Regions from separate parts of the Homo sapiens genome. Here region 1 is linked to region 2. Evidence: chromatin contacts called from ENCODE Hi-C or POLR2A ChIA-PET data. All regions are on one chromosome and are shown on one strand. Each heading gives the region's core, a stretch centred on a gene start or an enhancer-like site at or near the end of the contact. The rest is flanking DNA. Distances are from core to core; before and after follow the strand shown.

Evidence for each region. A loop is a pair of places that touch in the nucleus more often than their neighbours do. ChIA-PET counts read pairs that join two places held with the same protein, here RNA polymerase II (POLR2A). Pooled maps may share reads with other maps.
Region 1: a loop to region 2 is called in a pooled map, with 2.3 times the contacts of the local background. The contact joins two enhancer-like sites. A Hi-C loop is called at or near these places in 1 of 168 maps with a recorded cell type or tissue (natural killer cell) and 3 of 50 pooled maps. POLR2A ChIA-PET finds 5 or more read pairs at or near these places in 3 of 52 experiments (PC-9, Panc1 and activated CD4-positive, alpha-beta T cell).

What each region holds. Positions count from the first base shown.
Region 1 is chr2:235,086,189-235,089,488 of GRCh38, reverse strand. No RefSeq gene overlaps it. Among named protein-coding and RNA genes, the nearest start is that of SH3BP4, 140 kb to the right of the region's middle. RefSeq lists an enhancer at 1,533-2,033. Within about 2 kb of position 1,553, at least 4 of the 41 ENCODE cell types and tissues checked have a DNase peak (open chromatin) inside an H3K27ac peak, as active enhancers do.
Region 2 is chr2:235,050,009-235,053,199 of GRCh38, reverse strand. It overlaps SH3BP4 (SH3 domain binding protein 4), which reads right to left. Exons shown (of 6, transcript NM_014521.3): 5 at 450-638. Among named protein-coding and RNA genes, the nearest start is that of SH3BP4, 100 kb to the right of the region's middle. RefSeq lists an enhancer at 1-925. Within about 2 kb of position 1,464, at least 23 of the 41 ENCODE cell types and tissues checked have a DNase peak (open chromatin) inside an H3K27ac peak, as active enhancers do.

The DNA of each region.
Region 1 (3,300 bases), core at 304-2,803, 36 kb before region 2:
AATAAGGGCAAAGATGAACCCTGAGATGTAATCATGGATCAACCAAGACAAAATATTACCTGCTGAAAGAACACAAAGGCACCTGGTGATTTCAGTAGCTTAACAAAACAAGAAAAGATTAAAACTCCACACCACTGGACAGTCAGACTTGCCAGGCGTTTTTCACCGGCAAACAGAGTAGGAGTGACAGGTGAGCTGGAGTCACAGTTCTGGCCATTTCTCCCTGAGCTCATTTGCCGTTCTGCCGTTTCTGCTGGAGACTCCACTGCCGTTTAATTCGCAAACTGTTCTGACCACAGTTTGGCTGCTCAGTTGCTACTTTAAATCTTTATTTTCCCTACGTATAATACATAATGTTAATTAAAATGTTGATTCCCGTGGGATTCACAAATTTCATAATTTAAAAACTTTGTGTAATTTCTTTAATTGGGATTCAAATAATGCTGACCTCCCTGAGGAGTTACTGTACATGAAGCTGAACTAGTAATAAAATTAAAATGTCAGATGAGAGTGAAATATACTTTTCTGCCTTGATACACAGCTGAATACTTGCACACTGTGAATCCAAATATGTTCCCCTGTGTTTCTTCTTAAATTCACCTAGCAAGGCCTCTATTCATCATCTCGTGTTTCCCTGGAAACCATTGATAAGATTTCAAAACACTTCAAAACAATATAACCCTTCTCTAGAGATGTTTCCTCGGTTGCCGAGGAAACCTGTCTCTCAAATTTTGGTTCCGGGAGTGAAGATTCCTATGCCAGGAACAAAACCATATCTAGAAATTTTTGAAGACAAGACCTGCCCTGAATAGGAGGATCTTCAGGTGCTTCCATCCTCCACCCACTGGATTTTGTCCCCTGCCCTCTTGTTAGGATTCCTCACGCCGCCGGATGAGGGGGCTACGAGTTCTCTCCCCTGGAGGCCCAGCCCTCACTCACAGCCTCCTCCAGCCCAGCTGGAGATGGAAACTTTCGGAAAATGTACAGGCAGCGCAGTGTGGGGTAGTTGCAATGCAGTGTGGCACTGTGAGTCTCTGCGTCTCTGTCTCTCTCTCTCTCTTCTCAGTTTCTTATTGTTATCCCAATAATTAATGGAAACCAAGCCTGCAAAACCCGGCCCCACCCTCTCCTGCCCCAGCCCACCTTCCTGCTTGTGGGAAAAGGCCAGGGGTGGAGACAAGGAACGGCTAATGCCACAGGGAGGAAATGAAAGCCGGTTGGGAGAGGGAAAGCCTCAAAAGAAAGAACTAAATTAAAGCCTCTCCCATCCCCTCCAGCCAGGGGTCAGCTCCTCCAAGTCCCCAGGCAACAGAAGTGAATGTAGCAGCTAAGGTCAGCATCTGGTCAGATGGTACAGCAGGGGCCCTAGGAACTGGGCAGGGCCAGGACCACTGAAAGGCTGCCCCACCGGCGGGGACCGGCAGGAGGAGGACAGAGATGGGAACGGGAACAGGGAGTGGGAGAGGCGAGGTGGAGAGAGCTATGCGGAGACCCAGCTGGCCATGTACGCGCAGGAGTGGGCACTTGTCCAAGGCAGGGGTGGGACTTCTGAGTTAGCAGCGTTCACCCGTGCTGGCGGGAGGACCCGTGGGGAGGAGGGGCAGGTGCAGAGGAGGGTGCTCCCGGGATGAGCCCAGGAAGAAGGTCCAGGAGTCAGAGGTCTCACTCTATAGCTCAGGGAGAGAAGGCTCCTTACAAAATGCATGACTCCACTTTTGAGAGAAAGCACCAAGATTTTCAGGAAAGTAAAACTGTGTATAACTCAGCTCCATTGGCCCGAGTTGGATTTGGCATCAGGCATAATGCTTGGTTCCCCCAACTCTTCTCTTAGAAGGGACAAAGATTTGGGGGCAGCATCAGGACTCTCACTGCCTGAGAGGGTAAAAGAGGCCTTTGGGAGCCTGCCTGCTGTGGGGCACATAATGATGACCAGGACATGGCTGGGTCCCGGGGAGAGCCCAGCCCGGAGCAGGTGTGGAGGGGGCGGGTGGGCAGGGCCCATCAGAAATGTCCAGATGACACGAGGCAGGGGTGTGAAGGGGAGCACATCCACTGCAGGTGGGGCTGTATCATGTGGGAAGCAGCATTAAACTACGCCTGAAATCGTATCGACTGTTTCTTACAAATGAGAAGGAAGAAAGACCCCCGCCAGGAACAGCATGGTGGGGGAAGTTGAATGCCCAGGTGTCTGCAGCTCAGGGTCTGTGAAGGTGGAAGCCACGGGGTGGGCCCGAGCAGTTTTAAAGAGCCTGCAGTCACTGTTGATAGGCAGGGGAGCCCAGAAACCAGGCAGGGGAGCACAGAAACCAGGCAGGGGCATGACAGCTGCGAAATGTGCCTCCCTTGGAAAACGTGCAGTATCTTCCTTCTCCCAGAGAATGGAGATAAAGGCAGGATTTTGAGGAAAGGCAGGCAGGTGGAGGGGGATTGTTTGGGTCCATGGCTTTCTGCAAATAAGAAGATGCCTCTGTGGGAAGGTAGGCGGGTCTGTGGGACGCACAGCGTGTGGGTGCGAGGTGGATGCAAGGTGTGGGTGCAAGGTGGATGTCTTAGGTTACACTTGGCACCCACATTCCTTTTATTTGAGATGACGCCTTGCCAGGCAAGCAGGCAGCTGCCCCTTCTACAAGGACAGGACATTCTGTTCCACAGAGAAAAACTCGTTTGATACCACTTCACATTCCCTCCTGCTTCCTCACAGTGCCAGACCCAGGATTCTCCCTCGCTTCTGCATCATCAGTTCCTCCTGGATTGTTTCCATTAGCAAATGCACTAAAAACAAACAAACACACAAAACAACATCCTGGCCCTGTTCACGCCCCTCTGCTGCTGCCTTCACTTTCTTCCCCCTCTGCAGCTCAGCTGCTTGGAGGAGCCGCCTCTGCCTGCTCCTGCACCTGTCCTCCTCCCGTGTCATAGTCTCCCTTTCTTTGCTCGGCTGGGCCTCCTGTACCAGGCTGGATTAACCACAGTCCTTGCTCCCTGACACGCCCTCATCGCTGACCCATGGATGGTGCACATTTGGATTTTTACTTATCTAGTTATTTTTAAGCACCAGAAAATTCACCACCCAAAACAAAACCTCTAACTTTGACAACTACCTTCCCGTATCCAGATGGTTCTCCTTTGACCCTCCTGCATTTCTCTACCTGAGGCTAATCATCGCCTGAGTCCTGGCTTTCACTGGCCTGCTTTCTTTTTCATACAGTTTTATTGCTTGTATTTATGCCAATGAAGACTTCATCTGCCCACTTATCTTTTGACTGAGGCATGAGGTTGTTTCCATGTTTTTGCTAAAAC
Region 2 (3,191 bases), core at 215-2,714:
GGGTGCCCTCCACAAACATGCGAGAACACAAAGGACCTCTGAGCAAGAGCCCGGCCACACCGGCTTTGGCCCAAGTTATGTAACATACCAGGTATCACTCCAGTCCAGAGCGGCTCACAAAGTCCTCTGTGTATGTGTTATTGCATTATTCAACCCTACGGATGGTAATTTAAGATCAAAATGAACAAGGGACAGGCAGTTCTGTTTGTCCTTCCCATGTCGTGTGGAACAGCCTTGACATCCTAAAGCCAGGGCTCACGACAACCAATCCGGAGGATGGCTCCCACTCAGTGAGGCACACCCAGTGCTGGGCACATGCGTGCACATTTCCACCTGTTGCACCCTCACAGAAATGCCGCGAGGCAAGACTTTTTATGGCTGCACTGCATGGGTCCACGGAACCCAGGGACAGAGGGGCTCGGTGAGCTCGAAGCTCAGCCGCTGCTCACCTCGCTGTCCACAACCCCGTTCCTGTCCCGGTGGGGAGACTCGTAGGCGTCCATCTGCTGCTTGGAGACCTTGGCCAGCTTCTCAGCCAGCTCCCGCCAGCGCTGGGCCACCTCTACAGCCGTGGTCAGGAGCACAAAGTCCTGGATGAGTCTGACCACCAGGCCCTGGCAGTCCATCTTCAGTAGGGCCTGCAGAGGAAGAGGCACACAGCGTGAGACAGTGTAGGGAGTGGGGCAGGCTCTGCTCCCCGCAGAATTCCAGCAGACGGCGCAGGAATGGCCATGGGCTCTCTATTCTCCATGTTCCCTGGCCTACTACCAAATGTCCCCTGAAATCGATCACTGCCAGGATTCACGGGAGAAAAGAGATGATGTGCAGAGCGTGCCAGGTTCACCAGTGTCTCCCTCCAAAGCCCACATCCACCCAGAACCTCAGAACGTGACCTTACTTGAAAATGGGGTCTTTGCAGATAGAATTAAGATGAGGTCCCTCTGGATTAGAGGAAGTCACCAAGGACTGGCGTCTTCATAAGAAGAGAAAGCAGACAGAGAGGCAGAGAGAAGAAGGCCGTGTGAAGACGGAGGCAGAGACGGGACAGATGCGGCAACAAGCCAAGGAAAAGAAGGAGGGTTGAGCCAGTGGGGCTTAGGAGAGGCAGGCCTGCAACCCCTTCTCCCCCACTGCTTCCAGACGGAGGCCACCCTGGGACCCCTGACTGAGACCTGTGGCCTCCTGAATGGTGACAGGACAGGTGTCTGTTGTTTGATGTCCCTTGGTTTGTGGTCATTTGTCTTGGCAGCCCCAGGAAGCTAACAGACAGGGTGAATATGGATTAGAGTTGTCACCACTCCCACTCTCTGGGGACACCAGAGAGAAACGAATGCATTTCACCAAATAGACACCATAGCCTGAGGCCGAGACGGATGGAGGGCGAGCTGGACCTGCTGAGTGTGCGGTGCTGACATTGGCCAGTTAGAGAGCACCGCGGGTAGAAGGCTGGGGGACTCAGGCAGGGACCACCCAGGGAGAAGAAGACAGAGAACAGAAGAGGCCCTGGTCAGAGACAGGGTGTACCACCAAGAACCACGGTGACCAGGAGATGCACAGACCTCCCCCAGGACTGTGCAACATGAGAAAACGGTTTCCACAATTGGTGGGACTGCTCCCACGTCAAAGCTGCAAGAACTTTCTACTGTGTCTTTAGGACAGGGATTACTAACCACAGAGGAAGTCAGAGGGGAGGTAATAGGACAGACAGCCCTGCTGGGACAGTGAAGTCCCAGCTGAGGCTGGAACAACCACGTGGCCGCCTTGGGACTCAATTCCCTCCTAAAAACGGGGGCTGGATGGGACAGGCATTGAACATATGGCTAATATATCTGGGGGACCCCAGGCTGGGGTCAAACTCACACTTCTGGTTTAAAGAAACAAATCAAATTGGCTAGCACAAGACAGCAGGCCTGCTAGTCCTGTACACTGTGCCAAGTCACATGACTGCCACTGGGTGTCATGCAAGCGACTCTGGCGCCATCCTAATTATAAATGAGGCCACACATGGTTAGCGTGTGGCTCTGAGCCAGTCAGGATGACGTCACCAGGAAGGCAGGAGAGCCGCATGCTGGGTCTGATTCTTGTCTGAGTCTCCTCTGCCATAGAAGGCACAGCTCACCCCCACCCTTAAAGCTTTCTCTCATCCAACAATGGGAAAGGCTTGGCTTCCAGGGCACAGTGGCCTGAGGCAGCCCAGAGACGGTTTCTGAGGCTCCCGTGAGCCCCTGGACAGGCGAGTTGCTAAGAGAAGAGGAAAGTCACCAGTCCTGGCGTTCTTTCTCTCTACGCTCTGTTTCAGCACCTGAGGTTGTCATTTTAGGACTCCAAAGTGTGCTAAAAAACAAACAACCCCCCACCCCCGCCAACCACACCGCTGGTACCGGCGCTCTTTGGCCAACTATTTTGTGCCGATAGCAGGGTCGTCTTGCTAGTGCTCATGCGGTCGGCTGGGCTGCTTACTTCAAAGCGAGCCCAGCTGTTTTAGACTGAGCATTCTAATGTACACTTTATGTTTACCTGGGGGGAGTCTAACAATACAAAAAGGTGACCTTTTTGGCGACTTGTGGCATGCATTAGCCAGAGTAGGTGACTCACGATCCTTCTAGGTGGGCCCCCAGCATCTCAATCCATGGAATTTAAAAAGAACCAGGAGCGACAGATCATTCTGATGCCTCCCTAGATATGAGAGGCTGACAGCTGGCTACCAACGAGGCTGGCCAGAAGGGGGTTTGAGGACCTGGTGGCCGTTTGTTTTTGTAGAAGCTACTAGAAACCCAGGGCTAGGCCAGGAGCGGTGGCTCACGCCTGTAATCCCAGCACTTTGGGAGGCTGAGGCAGGTGGATCACGAGGTCAGGAGATCGAGACCATCCTGGCTAACACAGTGAAACCCTGTCTCTACTAAAAGTACAAAAAAAATTAGCCGGGTGTGGTGGCGGGCACCTGTAGTCCCAGCTACTCAGGAGGCTGAGGCAGGAGAATGGCGTGAACCCGGGAGGCGGAGCTTGTAGTGAGCTGAGATCGCGCCACTGCACTCCAGCCTAGGGGACAGAGCGAGACTCCGTCTCAAAAAAAAGAAAAGAAAAAAAAAGAAACCCAGGGCTTGCTGTGAGCCAGACACTCAGCTCCTCCGCTCCCCAGAGCCCCCCATGAAGCAGAGGCTGAGTTCAACCCACTTTACAGAAGAAGCTGA